Regions from separate parts of the Homo sapiens genome. Here region 2 is linked to region 1. A link is a loop called in an ENCODE intact Hi-C map of the cell type or tissue named here. Cell type or tissue: pancreas. All regions are shown on one strand. Each heading gives the region's core, and the rest is flanking DNA. Links, peaks and the distances in the headings are about the cores only.

Evidence for each region. Hi-C counts contacts between places; a loop is a spot of excess contacts. Peaks named below come from ENCODE experiments on the same cell type or tissue, not always from the same donor. Only the 100,000 strongest peaks of a DNase experiment are listed, where the experiment ranks them.
Region 2: it touches region 1 in a loop (2.7-fold over the local background); 8 of 110 quality-filtered maps call a loop at or near these places.

What each region holds. Positions count from the first base shown.
Region 1 is chr9:35,253,909-35,265,050 of GRCh38, reverse strand. It overlaps UNC13B (unc-13 homolog B), which reads right to left. Exons shown (of 40, transcript NM_001371189.2): 7 at 6,001-6,058. Among named protein-coding and RNA genes, the nearest start is that of UNC13B, 97 kb to the right of the region's middle. In pancreas, for the core only: a CTCF peak has its summit at 6,008; a DNase peak (open chromatin) is centred at 6,010; H3K27ac peaks cover 1,341 bases.
Region 2 is chr9:35,132,074-35,143,215 of GRCh38, reverse strand. No RefSeq gene overlaps it. Among named protein-coding and RNA genes, the nearest start is that of ATOSB, 22 kb to the right of the region's middle. In pancreas, for the core only: no CTCF peak of the experiment used is centred there; no DNase peak of the experiment used is centred there.

The DNA.
Region 1 (11,142 bases), core at 3,771-7,770:
TCTAAAGTCCCAAGTCTTATCTAATTATCATCTAAATAAGACGAGTGATCTTGAGTAAAGAGTCATCCTAAAGCGAAATGCATTTCCAGCTATAAACCTGCGAAACCAGACAAGTTATGTGCTTCCAAAATACAATCGTAGGGCAGACATAGGCTAGACATTCCCATTCCAAAAGAGAGAAACAGGGAAGAAAGGAAGGGGTGACAGGTCCTAAGCAAGTCCAAAGCCTACCAAGGTGAATTCCATTAGATCTAAGACTCAAGAATAATTCTCTTTGGCTTGATATATCTGCCTCCTTGGCTTTTCAGGAGCTGCCTCACTGTGATAAGCCTGCCCTCTTACATAATGAAGTAAATGACCTTGCCCCCAGGTCTGTGGTGAGGGGGGCAGCCCTGATGACCTCTGTCACCTTTGAGGGTAATTCTTTCCTTTCCCTGGAAAATAGCACAGATTCACAGTCAAATAGCTCTATGGTCCAGTCTTCTAGAACCTAAGAAGTCCAACAGTCTTTCTTCATTCATTTCTGTCCTCTTGCATTTTACTACAAGCAGTAAGGGAAAGCCACATCACATCTTCAAAACATTGCTTAGAAATTTCTTCTGCTAAATATGCAATTTAATTGCTCTCAGGTTCTACCTTCTACAAAACACTAGAACACAATTCAGCCAAGTTCTTTGCCACCTTATAACAAGGATCATCCTTCTTCCAGTTATTTCCTTATTATTATTATTAACTGCTTCTATCTGAGATCTCACAAAAATTGCCTTTAATATCTACACTCATACCAACATTCTGATCATGATTAATTACACATTCTCTAAGATGGAAGTTTTCTCTGTAGCTCTCCTCTTTTCTTTCTAAGCCCTCACCAGAATCACCTTTCATGTCCATATTTCTAACAATAACCCCTTCATGGAAATCTCAGTTTTTTCTAGCATGCACCTCAAAACTCTTCCAGCCTCTACCCATCACCCAGTTCCAAAGCTACTTGCAAATTTTTTGGTATTTGTTTCAGCAACAATCCACCTCTTAGTACCAAAATCTGCAGTAGTCTTCTTGGATTGCCTTAACGAAATCACTTAGACTGGGTGTCTTAAGTAACAGAAATTTATTTCTCACAGTTCTGGAGGCTAGAAAGTCCAAGATCAAGGGGCTGGCTAGCTGATTCAATTCCTGGTGAGGGCTTTCTTCCTGGCTTACAGATGGCTACCTTCTTACTGTGTCCTCACTTGGTAGGGATGGAGCTCTGCTATCTCTTCTTCTTATGAGGGCACCAGCCCTATCAGATTATGACCTCACTTAACCTTTATCACCTCCTCACAGGCCCTGTCTCCAAATATAATAATATTGAGTGTTGAGGCTTCAATATATAAATGGGGGGTAGACACAATTAAGTTCTCAGCAATAAGTCTTAAATTGCTTATGTATATATATACATAAACACACACACACACTGAGGGTTTTAAGTTGACCCTTAAATAACATAAGCTTGAACTGCATGAGTCCTCTTATGGATCTTTTTCAATGAGACAGATAGAAAATGCAGGATGTGAAACCTGCATATACAGAGGGCCAAGTTTTCATATAGGTGGGTTCCTCAGGGCCAAGTGAGGAATTTGAGTATGCACGGATTTTGGTACGTGCAGGGGTCCTGGAAGCAATCCCCCAAGTATACTGAGGGATAACTGTAATACTTTTTTTTTTTTTTACCAAGTTCCATGAAAATGTTCCTATTATTCAAAGCATGATTTTTAATAAATGCATAATATTCTATCTTAAGGACTATTATTTTTTACTGCTGTTTAACTATTAAGTCATTTTCAAATTTTGCTACTTAAATAATTCTGCAGTGAACATCTTTGCACATATATCTTTGTCTGCTGTGATGACTGAGGATAAATTTCCAGAAATTCAGCTGCTGAGTCAAAGCCTATTCCTATTCAAAGACTTGGTACATATTGCTAAACTGCTTCCCAGAAACCTGTAAGAAGGTATACCCCCATATGAATAGAGATTATAATTAGAATAAACTATTTTTGTAAATAAAAAAAGATCAATATCATAAATGACCAAAAAGGCAAAGTTTTGTTTTTGTATTGGTTTGGTTTGGTTTTTTTTGAGACAGGGTCTCACTCTGTTACCCAGGCTGGGGTGCAGTGGCATGATCACGGCTCACTGCAGCCTCAATCTCCCCAGGCTCAGGTGATCCTCCTGGCTCAGTCTCCCAAGTAGCTGGGACTACAGGTATGCACCACTATGCCTGACTAATTTTTGTATTTTTTTATAGAGATGATGTTTTGCCATGTTGCCCGGATTGGTCTAGAACTCCTGGGCTCAAGTGATCCACCCGTCTCCACCTTGCAGAGTCCTGGGATTACAGGTGTGAGCCACAGTGCGTGGCCAGATTTTTTTTTATTATATTAAAGAAGACTAGGCCAAGTGCGGTGGTTCATGTCTGTAATCCCAGCACTTTTGGAGGCTGAGGTGGGCGGATCACTGGAGGTCAGGAGTTCAAGAACAGCCTGGCCAACATAGTGAAACCCTGTCTCTACTAAAAATACAAAAAAATTAGCTGGGAGTGGTAGCATGGCCTGTAGTTCTAGCTACTCAGGAGGCTGAGGCAGGAGAATTGGTTGAACCCAGGAGGCAAAGCTTACAGCCAGCCAAGATCATGCCACTGCACTCCAGCCTGGATGATGGAGCAAGACTCCTTCTCAAGAAAGGAAAGAAAGAAAAAAGAGAAAAGTGAAAAGAGAAAAGGAAAAGAAAGGAAAAGGAAAAGGAAAGGAAAGGAAGGGAAAGGAAAGAAGGAAGGAGAGAGAAAGAAAAGAACAAAGAAAAGAAAAGGAATGAAGGAAAGAAGGTAGGTTAAAGAGACAGGACAATAAATGAAATGTATGGTTATTGATTAGATCATGGCGGGGGAAGGCTATGAAAGTATATCAAAGAGATATCTGCACTCCTATGTTTGTTGCAGCAATGTTCGCAATAGGCAAGATTTGAAAGCAGCCTAAGCTTCCATCAACAGATGAATGGAAAAGGAAAATGTAGTACATAAACACAATGTAGTACTATTTATCCATAAAAAAAAAGAATGAGATCCTGTCATTTGCAACAATATGGATGAAACTGGAGGACATTATGTTGTGTGAAATAAGCCAGGCACAGAAAGACAAACTTCACATGTTCTCACTCGTTTGTGGGAGCTAAAAATTAAAACAATTGAATTCATGGAGACAGAGAATAGAAGGATGATTAACAGAGGCTGGGAAGGGGAGTTAGGGGTAAGAGGAGATTAGGGACGGTTAATGCGTACAAAAATAGTTATCTAGAATGAGTAAGATCTAGTATTTGCTAGCACAATAGGGTGACTATGGTCAACAATAATTTATTACACATTTTTAAATAACTAAAAGAGTATAACTGGAATATTTGTAACACAAAGAAATGATAAATGCTTGAGGTGATGGATACCCCATTTACCTTGATGTGATTATTACATATTGTATGCCCGTATCAAAATACTCATGTATTCCATAAATACCTACTATGTACCCATAAAAATTAAAAAATAAATAAAATTTTTTAAAATATAAAAAAAGCTTTCAAAATATTTTTGGGGACAATTAGGGAGTTCTTAATATAGACTGTATTATAGACAATATTACTGTATCAGTCTTAAATTTCTTGATTGTGATCATGGTATTTCAGTTATGTTGACTTTCCTAGCTCTTAGCAGAAACACGCTGATGTGTTATAGCATGTGCAGCTTATATTCAAATGATTCAGAAAATACTTGTATTTTTGTGTATGTATGTATGGAGACAGAGATAAAGAAACATGAGAGAAAAATAAGAGGGGGATGAGGGAAAGAGCAAATCTGGCAAAATGCTTGTCACTGAACCTAGTAAAGGGTAATGAGCACTCTTGGTACTGTTCTTTCAACTTTTCTATAGGTTTAACATTTCTCAAAATAAAAATATACGAGGGAGCAGGCAAAAGACAAGAATGGCTTATTCACAGAAAAATAAAATAGCCTGTAAACATATGAAAAATGTATGGGAATAAAGTTGCTTGATTATTTAAGGTTTTTTATTTCCTCCTGCCCTCTTGGCATTTGCGCTTTAATCGCTTCAATTATATTTCATCAATGAGACCAGGAAGGAGTAGGAAGTAAAATCTCAATCTTTACATTTTGCTTCTCATTAGCAGTCGTGGAAAAAGGTTTAAAAGATTAAATCAATCACAATGAACTCATTACAATGAGTTTTGAAAAGGACCTGTAAACCTGAAAACCTGGTTTTGGATTCAGATTCTTCTGACCTCCTATGACCTTAAATGTTCGGTCCTAAACAGCAAAAAACAAAAGTTAGTAATAAATCATATGAAAAATAGGTTTTCTTTAAATAAAGAAAAAAAAGTTCACCTCTACCATTGGCCTTTACTTTTATCAGGAAAGTGGGCCTATAGAATGTACCAAATTGAAGGCAACCAACAGATTCACAAACCATGGACAAAGGTTTTCCTTTTCAGAAACAATATGAAGGAATCAATATAACACAGTGGTTCACACAGAGGTAGGAGCTACTAAGTCAGATTTTCTGTGTTTGAATATTTACTTCACCAGTTACTAGCTATGTGATTTGTGGCGAATTACTCAATCTATTTATGCTTCAGTTTCCTGCTCTCAAAAATGGGAACAACAGTAAAATCTGTCTTAGGGTTGTTGTGAAGTTTAAATAAATTAGAATACTTAAAGTCTCAGAATGGCATCTGGCATACTGTAAGACCTCAATAGTGTTAGCTGCTATGGTTTGTTTGTTTGTTTGTTTGTTTGTTTTGAAACAGGGTCTTGCTCTGTTGCCCAGGCTGCAGTGCAGTGGCACAATCATAGCTCACTACAGCCTCGATTTCCCAGGCTCAAGCCATCCTCCCACCTCAGCCTCCCAAGTATCTGGGACTACAGGCACATGCCATCACACTTGGTTTTTTTTTTTTTTTTTTTTTTTTTTGTAGAAATGAGGTATCTGTTTGTTGCCCAAACTGGTCTCAGACTCCTGGGCTCAAGAAATCCTCCTGCCTCAGCCTTCCAAAGTGCTGGGAACCATGCCCAGCCTACAGTTCTTATTATTACTAATATTACAACAACAAATGCTACAATCATTACCATCATCTTCAACTTGTAGTTGATGGAGTTTGGCATGAGATTCAGAAAAAACAGAGCAACACAAAAGTATCAAAATCCCCCCCCCCCGCATCCCCCTACACACACACACACACACACATATCACAGGTTGAAAAAGCGAAATAGATCAGACTCTAAGTCAGTCCTTTAGTGTCTCAAGCTGTTTTGAGGGAAACTGGGGAGAGGGTAACAATATACCAAAAACGTATGGCTCATTTCAATAATTAATCTGTGTGATCTTGACAAATCAATCTCAGGAGAAATAAGTCAATCATTTATCAAATTTTATTGAGGTATACTATGCATAGGTGTTGAGCCAAATGCAAAGAATATAAAATGGAACAATGTCTATGTCTTTTAAAACTTTGTGTTCATGTCAAAGAAATATATATATGTCATATGATGGATGTGCACACAGTAAAATGGAAGCACACAGGAGAGACCTAAGTTAGACTTGGGAGAAGGAGAAAACAGCACAAAGATTACCCAGAAGTGATGATATTTAAACTGAGCCTTAAAGAATAATAACAGGTAAACAGGGATAGAGGGGGTTAAATCATTCCTCCAGGGGTAGAAGCTAACAAATGTAGAAAAAAAGATGAGCCCTACTCCCCCCATACAAAACCGAAAAACGTCTCCCTAAAGCTAATAGATAGACAGCCATCAGAGAAAGGCGCCTGAACAGATGTGCTTCAGGAATATCTTCTGCTTACACACATGACATCTCCACCCTCCCCAGCTCAGAATAACCCATGTTCAGAGAAGCGACAGAAAGCTACAATTAAAAGAGATTCATAGACAAGTTTCTCACTTACAACACTGGGCGGCAGCAGTGGGCAATGGCTTCCTCTGGCTTTCTTCTTGACTAGAATACTAGAAGCAGAAAGGAGAAAATAAATAAATAAATACAATCAGAAGCCCAAGTAAAGACAGGGAAAAAAATCACAACTACCTATAAAAAGGTTTAGTGTTTGGAAACAAAATTTTTATTGAACAGAAACAGAACATCCTGCTCCTATTTTCTCTGTGTGATGTTGACATATAGGCCAGACTATTGGTTATGGCCCTGGCCAAGTGAGACAGGCTAAATAAAGCAGGATAATGAAGAACTGTCCTGACCAAGGGCACCTGGGCACCCACCTAGCTCTGCCAGGCAGCTGGAGAAGGTTTGGCCTTAGAATCCTTAGAATATTTCACAGCCCTCTGAGTTTTCCTGGGGCTAATGTATAGAAGATTTCCCCATTCAGGTGATGCAAGTGAAAACCTGTCTGGGGCTGTTTTCTCATTTTTAAGTAATAGTGCTTCTTTGCTCATAAGGTCACATGGGAAATAAGTGGAACTGCTTACCTAAGCATGTGGTGCAATATCTGGTATTTATAAGAGTTCCTCTCCCACTAGCACTGTAACCTCCGCCATCCCACCCACCACAACCACCACAAAAACAAGTACACGGTACTGAAGACATAAGACAATGTTCCATAAAAGGAAAAGAATTATGTCCAAATCTTGAGGATGGGCCCGATTTAGAAGGCAAAACAGAAAGAGAAAGGCACAAACAAATTAACAGGGGTACACAGAGTCTGGAAGACAGTGAGAATAGTCTGGTTCAGGGTCCATTGGATAATTAGAAAAATGTAACTCAGCCAGGCAACTTGCAAACATGAGATTTGGAGTTCTCATCCTGACGTGGTCACTTATTCATAAGCTATGAGATCTGAGGCAAGTCAATGCTTCTCTAAAACTGCCAATGAATGAGTTACTTATTAACTCAACAAATATTGATTGAGTATCCACTACGTGCAAGGCCTTGTTCTAGGCACTGGCAAAACAGAATTTGTAAATCATGGTAAGAATTCGAACTTTTCTAGTGTACTTAGAAGCCCTTTAGGGTTTTAAGCATGAGAGAATTATGATTTGATTATACTTTTAAAAGATCAATCTGGCTGCTGTATGAGATGAACTGTAGGGAACATGAGGGTAAATAATTATTGCAATAATCCAGACAAAAGTTGATGGTGTTGTACGTAACACTCTTATGAGTATCAGTGGTGAAGAGCATTTCAAATGGTTGGGATCCAAAATACAAAACACTTTTTGTATATAAAATATACTTTATAAGCAATAGAATATGGTACAAATGTCAGAGGTAGATACTGTTATTACTAATTTCCATGGAGAATAAGAAAAGTCAAGTACAATGTAAACAATATGATAGCACTAGCAAAATTGCCAATCACAAAAATGTTCAAAACATCTTTTTTTTTTTTTTTTTTTTTTTTTTTTTTGATACAGATTCTCACTCTTTCTCCCAGGCTGGAGTGCAGTGGAGCTATTTCGGCTCACTGCAACCTTCGCCTCCTGGGTTCAAACAATTCTTGTGCTTCAGCCTCCCGAGTAGCTGGGATTACAGGCGTGAGCCACCAAACATGGCTAATATTTATATTTTTTATAAATATTTATATAAATATTTTTATAAATATTTATATAAATATTTTATAAATATTTATATAAATATTTTTATAAATATTTATATAAATATTTTTATAAATATTTATATTTTTTATAAATATAAAAAATGGGGGTTTCACCACGTTGGCCAGGCTGGTTTTGAACTCCTGACCTCAGGTGATCCACCCGCCTCAGCCTCCCAAAGTGCTGGGATTACAGGTGTGAGCCACTGCACCCAGCCAGGTTCAAAACATCTTGAAGGTCAAAGATCCACTCCAAAGTAACAAAAGGACTTGGTTATAAATAATAGCCACTACAAATAATTATGATTTTTGTAGACAGTACATAGACATAACCATGAGGAATCCCAAAATTTTAAGTATTAAGAAGAATGCAGACCTAAGAGATCAGAGTAGATATTTTCAGAAGCTATATTTAATGAATCTCTCCCAGGCCCAAAACAGAAAGCTTAAGTCCAACTAGAGTATAATTAATAATGTTAAGACAGCTAAGAAAAAAGCTACAAAATCTGTCTACAAAAAACAGACAGGGATAGTAGAAGAAAGGAAAATTACAGGCCAATTTCATTTATGAATATAGAGACAAAAATCCTAATTAATAGATTACTAGGCCAAATCTATCATATTAAATAAGTGTGTGTAATATTCATATGTGAATATGTATGTATATGTGTGCACACATATGTGTGTTAGCATATAAATGTACATATAGCCTGTCCAGGTGGGTATTAAATGCTAGGCCAGTTCAATATCTGAAAATCTACTCATATAATTCACCATATTAAACAGATCAAAAGAGAAAAACTATGTGATCAAACAGATGCAGAAAAAGATGTGATAAAACCCCATACTTTTTCATGACAAAAATGCTTAAAAAATAAGAAAGAAAATAGAATTTCCTTAATCTGATAAAGAGTATCTACCAAAATCCATGGCAAACAGCATACTTTAAAACTTATAAAGCAGTCCCCTTACAGTCAGAAGACAGACAAGGCTCTCCACTCTTACAATGTTAAAAATTATACTAGATGTCTTAGGCATTGAATGTTTTAAATAAAAGGTCATGAGAAACAAGAAAAGTCTGAGAAAATACTACAACCAAGAGAAGCCTAAGGAGACATGACAACTAAGTGTAATGCAATATCCTGGATGAGATCCTGAAATAACAAAAAAGACTCAAGGTAAAAACTGAGGAAATCTGAATAAACTATGGAATTTTAGCTTTATTTTTTAGTTAATAAAATAAATAAAAAATACTCTTTAGTTAATAATAATGTACCAATATTAGTTCATTAACTGTAACAAATGTATCACACTAACAAAACTGCCTTTGCAAAAATCATAACTAAGGAAAGTATGACAGTGAAAGAAATCAGACCTAACCAGTTCCATCTTGCTTCTAACCATTAAGCTGTCCTTGTTCATTCCTGGGCATAGGCTGAACTAACTTCGGGAAGGAATTCAGTTCATGGTTTTGACTCTGAAACAAAATTGATAATAGCTATTTTCCAAAAAGACCCCCTTCTTGCCCGGGGACCAGTCTGCCTTTGCAGGACTAACAAATTAGCTACAAGATTAGAAATCACTTTAGGGGTCATGCAGCCTCTGGCTCCAAGAGTCTGAACCTCCCCAAATTGCTTCTGGGAATAACATCACTATTATAAAACCTAAGATCCGTGCTTGAGATATTTTGCAGACCCTGCACTAGATCAATCAGCTGACACCACCCATCTGGCCCAACCAGTTCTGCCATCCCACCCAGGAACAGAAGATAGCAAGAAAAACTCACTTCTACCTGCTATGATTCCATCTCCGACCTAACCAATCAGCATTCCCCACTTCCCAAACCCCTACCTGTCAAATTATCTTTAAAAACTCTGATGCCCGAATGCTCCAGGAGACTGATTTGAGTAATAATAAAACTGCAGTCTCCTGCACAGCTGGCTCTGAGTGAATTACTCTTTCTCCTCTGCAGTTCCCCTGTCTTCATAAATCAGCTCTGAATAGGCAGCACACAAGGTGAACCCGTTGGGCAGTTACACTAATGTAAGATGTTAATAATAAGGGAAACTATAAGATGGGGTGGGGGAGGGGATAAATATCTGCTCAATATTTCTATAAATCTAAAACGTCTAAAAAATGAAGTCTGTTAATAAAAATATATGCGTAAACAGGCCCAGCACAATGGCTCACGCCTGTAATCCCAGCACTTTGGGAGTCCAAGGCAGGCGGATCACTGGAGTGCCACTGCACTCCAGCCTGGGTGAAAGAGTAAGAATCTGTCTAAGAAAAAATATATATAATATATATATAATATATATATTATATTATACATAATATATATTATATTATATATAATATATATTATATTATATATACATATATTAATATATAATATAATATAATATATACATATATTAATATATAATATAATATATTATATTATATACATATATTAATATATATTATATTATATATGTATATTATATATTATATACGTATATTATATATAATATATATAAATAATGTATAAACAATTCAACACTTAGAAAAAGCGTAAGGACTAGGAGAATAAAAACTGTAATTTAAAGATGCAAAACCTAGTCGCACAGAAAATCTAAGGGAATCTTTAAAGTATCAGAACTATTAATAATAAGAGTTGATGAGTAAGATCAATACTTTAAAAAGATGAGCAGCAAAGCATTTACTTATAATAGTAATGTGATAACCAACTAGAAAATGTAATTTTTAGAATGTACCATTTGCAACAATTAGGGAAAAAAATCTAACAAAAGTAGTATAATACCTACATGGAGAAAAAATATACACCCCTCTGCTATAGTCTGAATGTTTGTATCCCACCACCCCTGCCCCCACCAAAAATTCACCTGTGTGATGGTACTAGGAGGTAGGGCCTTTGGGAGATGATTAGGTCATAAGGGTGGAGACTTCATGAATGGCATAAGCACCCTTACAAAAGAGGCTCCAGAGAGCATGCTTCCATCACATGAGAACACAGCAGGGTGCTGTCTATGAACCAGGAAATGGGCCCTCACCAGACAATGAATGTGCCAGTGCCTTGATTTTAGACTTCCCATCCTCCAGAACTATAAGAAATAAGTCTCTGTTGTTTATAAGCTATCCAGTTTGCATTGTTATAGCAATCCAAATAGACTAAGAAATCCCCTATAGCACTTCTCACCTTCTAATACTCAACTATATTTATTATATTTCTTGCTTACTGTCTGATTCTGCCTATGTGATCCATGAGGGTAGGGATCTTCAACCACTGATGTATATTAAACACAGAATAGTGCATGGTACCTGATGCGTAATAACTGATTTGGTGAATAAATGAATAAATCTCACCAATAAACAGGAAAATACAAATTAAAACAATTTCTATACTTGTTAGATTAACAAAAATTTAAAATCTGATAACATCAAGTATCAGTAAGGAAACAGTGAAACAGGAAAAGGGTAAATGTA
Region 2 (11,142 bases), core at 6,591-10,590, 120 kb after region 1:
AGGCGTAAGCCACCGCGGCCGGCCTCATGTGCCAATCTCTTAATTGCATTGCTGGCCCTGGGGTGGAGCCCTTCAAGAACCAGGGCCAGGAAAACATAGTTTCTGTGGTCTAATAAGTAGGCATAGCTGGAAGATTAAAAAAAAAAATTGAGAGGGATCCATCCACCTCTAATCTCTGAGGCTCTATCAGGAAAACAGAGGTTTTTCCCAAAAACAGGTCAGTGGCACCTCCTCCATTTTCCCAAGGAGTCCTAGGCCATCTGAGGTTAAGTTGGGGCCCCTCATGTTGCACATAAAGAGTGGCAAGACACAAATGGAGAATTCAGTTGACTGAGAAGAAAAAACCTTTTCCCAAAAACAAGATCCACGAAGGGAAAAGACATAAAGGCCTTTTACATATACCTATAGCTTGGATATCCATGGACATCTACTTTTAATTAAGCTGACTTTTAATTAAGCTGACTTAACTAACACTCCTTTCTTAAGAAGTCCTAAGTCTCTTATTACCCAACTTCAGCCATGCCACAAAGGCCAACACTTCTGGCTTTTGAACTCATGGAGGGGTAGAGAATATAGTGATTTTTATCATTCCTGCAACCAGTTTGCCCACAGAGAAGCCAGAAGTCCAACTGGTAAGAATTTTTACCCTTTTGCTGGCATTCAGACTTCTGGGTTCCCTTCCCCCAAGCCATGGAGCCCTACTGACTCTAAAGTCCTGTTCAGTGATTTAGGATGTGCCCACGGAGTGCAGGCTGAAAATGATTGGTTGGTTACCCATCTGGAAAGAGGGGAAAAAGGCATCCTTTGTTCCTCTCTCTTCCCAGTGAATACCCGGGGTACGTGACACAGAGCAGAAAAGGCATTCCTCTTTCTTTTTTCAAGCTTATATACCTGAGTCCTGGCAACCTGTTCAAGTCCCAACCATGGGTGCAAGTGTGACCTTCATCCATGAAGTGGGAGGCATAGCCAACAGGAATATTCACACTCACCTGAGCAGAGCCTAAGCCTTCCACTGTCAGTAACCTTTGAGTTCCCTGGACCTTATCTATGCCATGGATGCGAGCATGACCTCCATCCATGAAACGGGAGGACCTAATTAGCGGGAATTAGTCATACTCACCTGCACTGTGCCCCTCAACTCCCACTGTCATCTACCTCAGGTCTAGTATTCCATTCCAGGGTTTCAAACTGAAGCTTGGGACAAAAAGGTGCCAAAAAAGGAGGGTGGATGAATCCTTTAAATTAGTCCCAGATGGTCCTCACCAAATTGCAGCTAGCAACTGCCAGGAGCTGCTCCTCTGTTGCCTGCCTATCAACAGCAGGTGAAGCTGTGGGGCCAGGTCCTCCTGAAACAAGGGAGATAAAGGGAGTCCCAGGAATTGGGGACCTAGCCTAAGAAGGCGACAATTAAGAGGCTGGGCTTTTCCTGAGATGACCCTCACAGTCATGCTAACAGAGGAGGGGGTCTATATTGGAGAAGGGGCCTAGATTGGAGAAGAGACCTGAATGGCCCACTCAAGTCCAGGAGGAAGCCCATCCTCCTTCTCTCGATCCCCTAAATCACCCGAGGCTCCAGGATGGCAATAGCAGTCTGAATCACCAAAGTCAGGGAAAGGAACCCTGGGACCCATCAGCCCTACTGTACCATTTGGGAGACCGGCCCTGGACCTGGCAGCCCATGTCTCAGGGACAGCTAGCCCTCCAATGGTTTGCATTTACAGCAGCCAACAGGTACAGCTTAGGAATTCTGAGGTTTGTGCAAGGTGGCTATTAGAGCCTTTGCCTTTTTCTTGTGTCTCCTTGCTCTCGGGCTTCCTGATCTCTGTTGTAAAAGACCAAGGTGGCCACTTTCAGGAGGTCCTCTAAAGTATTACCCGGTCTTATGGACTTTTCTGCAGTTTCCTCCTGATATCAGGGGCTGACTAAGTAATAAACTCATCCCCTAGGACCAGCTGTCACCCTATTGAATCAAGAGATAGGTGTGTTTTACCAAGACCCCTCTTAGCCTTTCTAGGGAGGCAGTGGGACTCCCACCCAATTCTTGATCTACCATGGATAGTCCACTGCAATTGAAAGGCCTAGGCCCATTCCCAGGCAAGCCCACAAGTATGCACGCCTGAAAGAGTTTCTTCCTCCATTCTCCCATTTCATCATTGGGGTCCCATTTAGGGTCCTCCAATGTTAGTGCTATTCTTCCAACTAGATAAGGCTCCTCCCCTTCCCTGGCCCTATGCAAGATGTAAAGCTCATTCCCAAAATTTTTTGCCACTTGCCAAGAATGGCCTGCTTTGCAGCATTGGTCAGGGTTTGATTGAAAAGTAACATGGTGATCCTTCCAGGAGAGCTCAAATACTTGGGTTAAGCTCTGGAAGGCCTATATATAACCTTAAGGGCCATCTGAAAACCTGCCAAGATCCCCCTTAATTTGCAATAAGCCCTGAAGAGAAAGGGGGACTTGGATCTTAATGGGGCCATATTCACCAGGCATCTGTTGTAGGGGCAGTTGAGACTGGGACCTGCCTAAAACCAAGATTCCTAGGCTGGGATAAGCTTGAGAGAAGGAGTGGAGGGGATTGATTCCCCTGCTGGTGGTAACTTTGGGGTTTTCTTCCCCAGTTCTCTGGGATTACCCCTTGAAGTCTCTCCTAAGATGGCCACTAGGAGGGCTGAATCAATGCTACAATGTTGGTAATGGTCTGCAAAGGAAAGAAGGCCTGCACATAAGGGACCTTGGACCATTTGCCCTCATGTTTACAGAAAAGCTTCCTTCCTAAGGCAATGGTTCTTTTCTGTGCCTCAAGGTGCTAAGTTGGCAACCAAGTAAATTACAAGAACATTTTCACCACAAATTTACTTACAGATACGAAGGCACACTTTGCTTCATCTGTGCTACTCTAAACCTTCCACTTTATACTTTTGATGACTAAGCAAAATGCTCATTCTGCCCAGTAATATTTCTGGTTTGCAACATTTTTAACATTTAACATTGTGTATAAGAGAGGAAACCCCAAAGAAAGAAAGAATGATAGGAAAGACTGGAGGTCCTACTGCCAACACCCTAATGGGTGGTCAGGGACTGGAGTCAGTCCAGGGGCATTTGGATAACACCGAGGTGTAGCCTCAGCCAGATACCCTCAGTTACCCCACGGCCTCCTTCTGGTCCCACGCAACAGCTAGACCTCTGTGAAGGGAAACTATGTTGGAATGAAAGCCAACATTCCCACAACCGAGGGTGAATGGGGATTGACACTGTCCTCCCCAGCAAGCCTGTCCTCCACCAGCCACACTAGTCACTTTTAACTGGCTAGCAGAGGCCCGGTATTTTTCTTTCATTTTGACTATTGTGGAGTTTAGAGACTCCGAAAAAAAGAACAGAAAGATTTGCTTTTTTTCACCCTTCTGCAGACCCCAGACAGCCCCCAAAATTTTACAGAATCTCTAGGGTGTCAATTCTTCTGGCTGGAAACCTCTTTGGCTGTGGTGTCTTTGCCTGAGTTCTTGTCCTGCATACAGAAAGAATGAGGTACACAGATAAGTGAAGGGTGAAGAAGAAGAGTTTTATTTAGTGTTGGAACAGCTCAGAGGAGTGAGTAGCTCCTCTCTATAGGCAGGTCGTCCTGACGAGTGTTCAGCTCTCAGCAGAGGTGAGGCCCTGGAACAGGTGGCTCCTCTTTGCAGGCAAGTCATTTGGATGTCTCTCAGTCTCTGAAGTTCTCAGCAGAGACAGTAGCTCCTCACTGCAGCAGGTCCTCCCATCCTATTGTCTCTCTGCCCTCTTTGTCCTCTGGCAGTCCTCTGCCCTGCTCTGTCTGAGCCCAGGGCTTTTATGGATCTCAGAGAGGAGGAAATGCCTGCCAATTGGTCCACAGGTGACCATGAGCAGCCACGGGTGGCCCAGAAATGGCACCACGTGCCTCCACTCTGGTCTGTGGGACTGGCGGCACGGCCCCGTTTTCGGGTCCTCCCTGGTCTGAAGGTAGGGCCTTACTGGGGACCCATCCCCTTCCACTCAGGAATCAATCTGCTTCCCACTGCCATTCATGGCCCCAGGGCTCGACCCCAACCCCCACTCCAAGATGGGAGCAGGAGCCAGGAGGGGAGAGAGGCCAGGAAATGGGAGCAGAAACCCCTGAACCCACAAGGATGGGGGTCCTTCCTGGGGCCCCCGAGGATGCAGACTACAGAGACACCCAGGTCCTCTGCCTGGGAGGGCAGCAACACCCACACCAGGAGCTCCTGCCCTGCCAACCTGGAAGGGGCGGGGCTCCCACTAGTCGCCAGCTCATGCCTGCTTCCTGGAACAGGAGGCCCAGGTCTGCAGCCCCGGGTGCAATGGCTACAGCTGCACCAGGTAGGGCAGATCCTGCCTGTTCCCGCCTCCCGCAAGAGCACAGGGAGGCTCGGATCCACAGCTGCAGTTTGGGTGGCTGTAGCCCCGCCCAGAAGGGCATGGCTCCTGCCTGCTCCATAGAACAGGAGGCCTGGCTCTGCAGCTGTGGTTTGGGCAGCTACAGCAGATCAGGGAGATCCCATCCCAACTCAGAAGGGGCAGGGTGGCTGGGCGCAGTGGCTCACGCCTGTAATCCCAGCACTTTGGGAGGCCGAGGCAGATGGATCACGAGGTCAGGAGATCGAGACCATCCTGGCTAACACAGTGAAACCCCGTCTCTACTAAAAATACAAAAAATTAGCTAGGCGTGGTGGCATGCACCTGTAGTCCCAGCTACTCAGGAGGATGAGGCGGGAAAATCGCTTGAGCCCGGGAGGCGGAGGTTGCAGTGAGCTCAGATCGGGCCACTGCACTCCAGCCTTGGCGACAAAGGGAAACTCTGTCTCAAAAAAAAAAAAAAAAAAAAAAAAAGAAGAGGCAGGGCTCCCACTGTGGCTCCACAGTGTGCAGCCCCAGCCGCTGCACTTCCCTGCTGCAGCCAGCATGATGGCACCAGCCATTGCCATCACCTGCTACCAAGGATGGTGAGGCAGGAGGATGCTTGAGCCCAGGAAGTTGAGAATACAGTGAACTGTGATCATGCCACTGCACTCCAGCCTGGGTGACAGAGCAAGACCCTGTCTCAAAAAAAAAAAAAAAAAATGCTGCTCTGTCTATGGAGTAGCCATTCTTTAATTCCTTTACTTTCTTAATAAACTTGCTTTCACTTTGCACTGCATACTTGCCCTGAACTCTTTCTTGCGAGAGATCCAAGAACCCTTTCTTGCTCTCTTGGGGTCTGGATCAGAACCCCTTTCCTGTAACATATTTCTGGTGACCACAGAGGGGACTATAGTGCAGAAACCCTGACCCAACGGCTACCTTTGGGTAAGTGTTGGCGTCCTGTGACAGCTTTCTCGTGAACCACAAAAGGGACAATATTGAGGAGACCCCTGATCCAAAGGAAATAGACTGCAACACTGATTGGACGACTTTGGGTAAGTGGTGGGGTACCAGGGTAAAGAATAGGTTTGAGTTAGAGGCTCAACTTAGAGGAATTAGGGTCTCTTCTAGGACAGAGTGAGTTAGAGGATCCTCTTAATAAAAGGCAAGGATGCTTGACCAACCTCGGGTTAGAAGCCCGACTTAGGAGAGTTAGAGTCCCTTCTAAGATTTAAGGGGTTAGAGGCCCCTCTCGGTAAAGTCCCTCTCAGCACTATGGGATGTTAACTGCTATTCTCTTTGGATTAATCTGCCTTGCACTTTTTGCTGATGGCTGTAGGTGACAGAGTTAGGCATGTACAGGATTGTGGGACATGTGGAGCTTTTTCCTCTCCTTCACAACAGCAGCCACAGCCACCTGAACTTTTCAGTGTTGCTGCAGTGGGTGGGTCTTTCTCTGGCCTCCCTGAGCATTTCACCTTACCCACACCCTGCCACCGACAAAGCCTTTCTCTCTCTCCTTTCCCTTTCTTATCTTTTCTGTTACTCAGGGCAACCATCTTGCCCAGAGACCACGTGTTGAAACTCCAAGTCGGGAATTGGATTAAAGATGATGGGGCCCATCTAGGGGGAACCTTAAGCCTTGCCAGTTTGATATTGGGTGCTAAGCAGAGTGGCCAATGTCTATGTTTTATCACTCGTGTTTTGCTCTAGCCAGATTGGAAAAAAAAAGAAAATTTCCTTTGTGATGCAGCTTGGCCCCAGGGCAATGGTGTCGCAAGCTAAATCACTAAGGCCGCTCAGGGAAAGGGAATCCAGAAGCCTGGCGTGCCGGCAAAAGGGTAAGAATTTCTTAACAGTCAGATTTCTGGCTTTTCTCTCTGTGCAGACTGTTGAATGAATGGTTAAAAAAAAAATGGGGGGTGGGTGCGGTGGCTCACACCTGTAATCCCAGCAATTTGGGAGGCCGAGGTGGATGGATCACAAGGTCAGGAGATCGAGACCTTCCTCCCTAACACAATGAAACCCCGTCTCTACTGAAAATACAAACAATTAGCTGGGCACCGTGGCACGTGCCTGTAATCCCAGCTACTCAGGAGCCTGAGGCAGGAGAATCACTTGAACCTGGGAGGCAGAGGTTGCAGTGAGCCAAGATCGTGCCATTGCACTCCAGCCTGGGCAACTAAGCAAGACTCCATCTCAGAAAAAAAAAAAAAAAAGAATCAGTGTTTATCTCCTCTGTAAAGTTTTGATTAATGGAAAAAAGAATTCTAAGGCTAGTCTTAAGCTGGTGTATTTTGTGCTATAAATTTGTTTTTCTGTGTCAAGGGGTACTTTAGGATAAAACACAGGCTTAAAATACCTGTAAGCAAGCCCACTTTTCAAGATGAGCCAGCAAGCTGGTCAGTAACACTCTTAGCTGCAGTTTTGAAACAAACAAAAAAACTGGATGAAGTCTTTACCGTTTTATGTCCTTGGGAGCTTGAACTTTTAACCACGTGGCGATACTTTCTTTTGGTTTCCACCTTCAGGGAACAGGAATTTTAGGGTTCATGTCATAGCCCTAAAAATCATATTAAATAGTTAAAAGCCTTTGCAAGTTCAAAATTAACTACTGTAGGTTTCTTCTAGGAAAGAAAGTGGTCACTGCCGCTTTATGTAGCTCAGTGGTCAAGATTTTGCACTTTCACATGTGGCGATCCGGGTTCGATTCCCCACCTAGGAAGTAAGTAGTTTCTGGTTTAATATCTGTGTGACCTTGTCTATTCTCTTCTCTTCCATGGACTGTCAAATTTTGCCTTCTGTAAGTACCTAGGAGGTTACCTTTGGTAAAGTTAAGAAGCTAGAAATATCAGCTCACTGCATCCTCTGCCTCCTGGGTTCAAGTGATTCTACTGCCTCAGTACCCTGAGTAGCTGGGGTTACAGGCCTGTGCCATTACACCCGGCTAATTTTTGTATTTTCAGTAGAGTCAGGGTTTAACCATGTTGGCCAGGCTGGTCTGAAACTCCTGAAGCTCCTAAAGTGATCCACCTGCCTAGGCCTCCCAAAGTGCTAGGATTACAGATGTGAGCCACCACACCCAGCCACATTTTTTTTAAATAAATAGAGACAGGGTCTCACTATATTGTCCAGGCTGGTCTCCAACTCCTGGCCTTGAGTTTTTGTAGGCAGGCACTTTAAGAGGGGATAGGGTTATCCTGAGGATGTGGCCTTTAGCTATTAGAAATTATGTTATTGCCTGTAATCATAATACTTTGGGAGGCTGAGGCAGGAGGGTTGCTTGAACCCAGGAGTTTAAGACCAGCACCAGCAACATAGTGAGATGCTGTCAAAAAATATATACACATATACAAAAATAAAATGTAAATTAGCTAGGTGTGGTAGTACATGCCTTCAGTACCAGCTACTTGGGAGGCTGAAGTGGGAGGACAGCTACAGCCCAGGAGGTCGAGGCTGCAGTGAGCCATGATTGTGCTTCTGCATTCCAGCCTGGGTGACAGAGTGAGACACTGTTTCTAAAAAAAAAAAAAAAAAAGATAGCCAATATGAAAGCATGAATGATAAAACCCTTTGCAAACGATATGGATTATCCTTGGAAACTGAGCACAAACTCATGGTAGAGGCAGGAGGCAAACATGACGTGTTTGCCTGGGTGCTGTCAGTCGTCTTCCTATAGCACACTTCTTATCTTGGTCTAGCCACACTGACATGATTTATTTTCCTCGAAAGTATGAATCCATTCCTGCTTTTCTTTTTCCCCCAAAATGAGTCTTGCTCTGTCACCCAGGCTGGAATGCAGTGGTGCAATCTCGGCAAACTGCAACCTCTACCTCCTGGGTTCAAGCAATTCTCCTGCCTCAGTCTCCCGAGTAGCTAGGATTACAGGTGCCCACCACCACACCCAGCTAATTTTTGTATTTTTAGTAGAGACGGGGTTTCCCCACGTTGGCCAGGCTGGTCTCTAACACCTGACCTTGTTATCCACCCACCTTGGCCTCCCAAAGTGCTGGGATTACAGGCGTGAGCCACCGCACCAGGCCCCGTTCCTGCTTTTAAGATCTCTGCACTTATTATTCCCAGTGCTTCAACAATTTGCCTCAAGATCTTTGGCCATCTGGCTCCTATCATTCAGGTTAAACTCACAGGTACCTCCTCAGTAATGCCCTCCCTGGCCATTCCAACTAATTGGGTCCCCATTACTCTCTATCACATTATCTTGTTTTCATTAAGGCACTCCCTGAGTTATCTACTCATTTATCCATTTTTATTTATTGCCTGACTCCCCTATCCAGAATATAATTTTTTTTTTTGAAACGGAGTCTCACTCACTCTGTTGCCCTGGCTAGAGTGCAGTGGCATGTTCTCAGCTCACTGCAACCTCCGCCTCCTGGGTTCAAGTGATTCTCCTGCCTCGGCCTCCCCAGTAGCTGGGACCACAGGTGTACAACACCACAGCCAGCTAATTTTTGTATTTTTAGTAGAGACAGGTTTCACCATGTTGACCAGGCCAGTCTTGAAGTCCTGGCCTCAAGTGATCTGCCTGCCTTGGCCTTAGAGGCATGAGCTACCACACCCAGCTTGGAATGTTATCAATTTTTAAATTGTTTCCTCTCTTGTTATATAAATTTGTTTCCTCTCTTGTTATATAACTTTGAAATTTGTTTCCTCTCTTGTTATGTAACTACCTACATAATAATGTGCCCCTGACAGAGCCTGAGGAAGTCCTGATGACATGTGCCCAAGGTGGTCAGGGCACAGCTTGGTTTTATATATTGTAGGGAGACATGAGATATCAATCAATATGTGTAAGAAGTCCATTGGTTCTGTCCAGAAAGGTGAGGAAAACTCAAAGCAGGGAGAGGGCTTCCAGATCACAGGCAGATGAGAGAAAAACGGTTGCATTCTTTTGAGTTTCTGATGAGCCTTTCCAAAGGAGGTGATCAGAATACATATCTATTTCAGTGAGCAGAGGGATGACTTTGAACAGAACGGGAGGCGGATTTGCCCTGAGCAGTTCCCAACTAGAATTTTTCCTTTAGCTTAGTGATTTTGGGCACCCAAGATATTTTCCTTTCACATTTCCCCACTTTTCAAAAATCTTTTGGAGAAAGCATTTTAGAAGAAAATGAGTATCTGCTCTTAGGTTTCTTCTGGATAGGATAGTTTATTTCTAGACAGGTAGATCCCAGAAGCTCATTTTTGGCAGGTTTTGAAGCCTCATGTCCTGTGAAAAGAAAATAGGGAGAGAAAGGGAGAAAAAGAGCAATCGTGCAAAATCAATATAGGTCATATTACTCTAAAGTCTATACATCAGTAGGCAGATATGAAACAGGCTTATGTATGTAAGTCAGTTGTTATTTTCTTCTGAGGTTTAAGTTGTCTAGTTTCAGTTTGCAGGGCTTTAAGAAAGCACAGCTTAGTTTTCAGTGACTCCAAATTAGAAAAAAAAAATGGGGAAAAAAGAAGGAAAAAACAAGAAAAATTGAAAACATTATTTTGAAGATTTGTAGAAATTTTGAAGAAAAAATTAGAATTCAGCCCATACTGTAGAAAATTATAAAAATTGAAAAACATCAGGCAAGACTAGACTCTAACAACAGATGTATTATAGTTTTTGAAACATAATTTTTCTCTCTCTCATTTTCTAATTTTACTAAGGACAAATTATGATAGGACTGATTTGCTTTATTATACTTGGCCAGATTATTTGTATAAAATGCAGCAAGAATAATTATTTTTCACGTAGGCTTGTTTTTTTTTAATTGGCTTTGATGGAGCTTTGTTTTGTAGAAGGAAACTCAGATAAGACTTTTTTTGAAGCTGAGCCCAGCCATGGATTTGTGCCATCAAATACCTATGAGTTCAGTGATCCTCTCCTCTTGAGGTTCCAAGATAAACTTGGGGCTCCCTGGCCTGTTAGAAAGTGACAAAGTTTACTTACCGCAGGTTAGGAACCCTGTATAGGGAAGGTGTAGGGCCAGTTTCACCATGGGGCTTTATTTGCTCCATAAGTCAAGTTTAATTCCTTAAAGGAAAGCATACCATTCCAGTCAAAGCCTTGGTAAAATAACCAGTTCCTCCCATTGCATCCTGTTACAAATGAAAACAGATTCTTTTTTTTTTTCAGACGGAGTCTCACTCTATCACCCAGGCTGGATTGCGTGGCATGATCTTGGCTCATTGCAAGCTCCACCTCCCAGGTTCATGCCATTCTCCTGCCTCAGCCTCCCAAATAGCTGGGACAACAGGCGCCTGCCACCATGCCCGGCTAATTTTTTTTGTACTTTTAATAGAGACGGGGTTTCACCGTGTTAGCCAGGATGGTCTCGATCTCCTGACCTCGTGATAGCCCATCTCGGCCTCCCAAAGTGCTGGGATTACAGGTGTGAGCCACCGCGCCTGGCCGAAAACAGATTCTTATTGTACTTATACAAATAACTGCATTGCCATAAGTTAAGAATACTCACAAATAGTTTCCAAATTCTGGAGAAATCAGGTAGAGAGAAATATATATGCTCCAAATTTTGTTCACAGGAATACACTAAATTGTTAAAAGCTGTTAATAGCTCAAAAGAAAAGTTCCAAGTCTCTAAAAAACAAAACAAAGGATTAGCAACATTTAAAGCAAAAGTTAAAAAGATTAGTTTTTTATCAGTTCAGTTTATGCAATTAACTCGTGTTCTGCTTGCTATTCGTTAACATTTTAGATCTCCATCCATGACAGTCTTAAAAGGTTTTTTTCCCTCTATTCTAATGTCACAATCTCC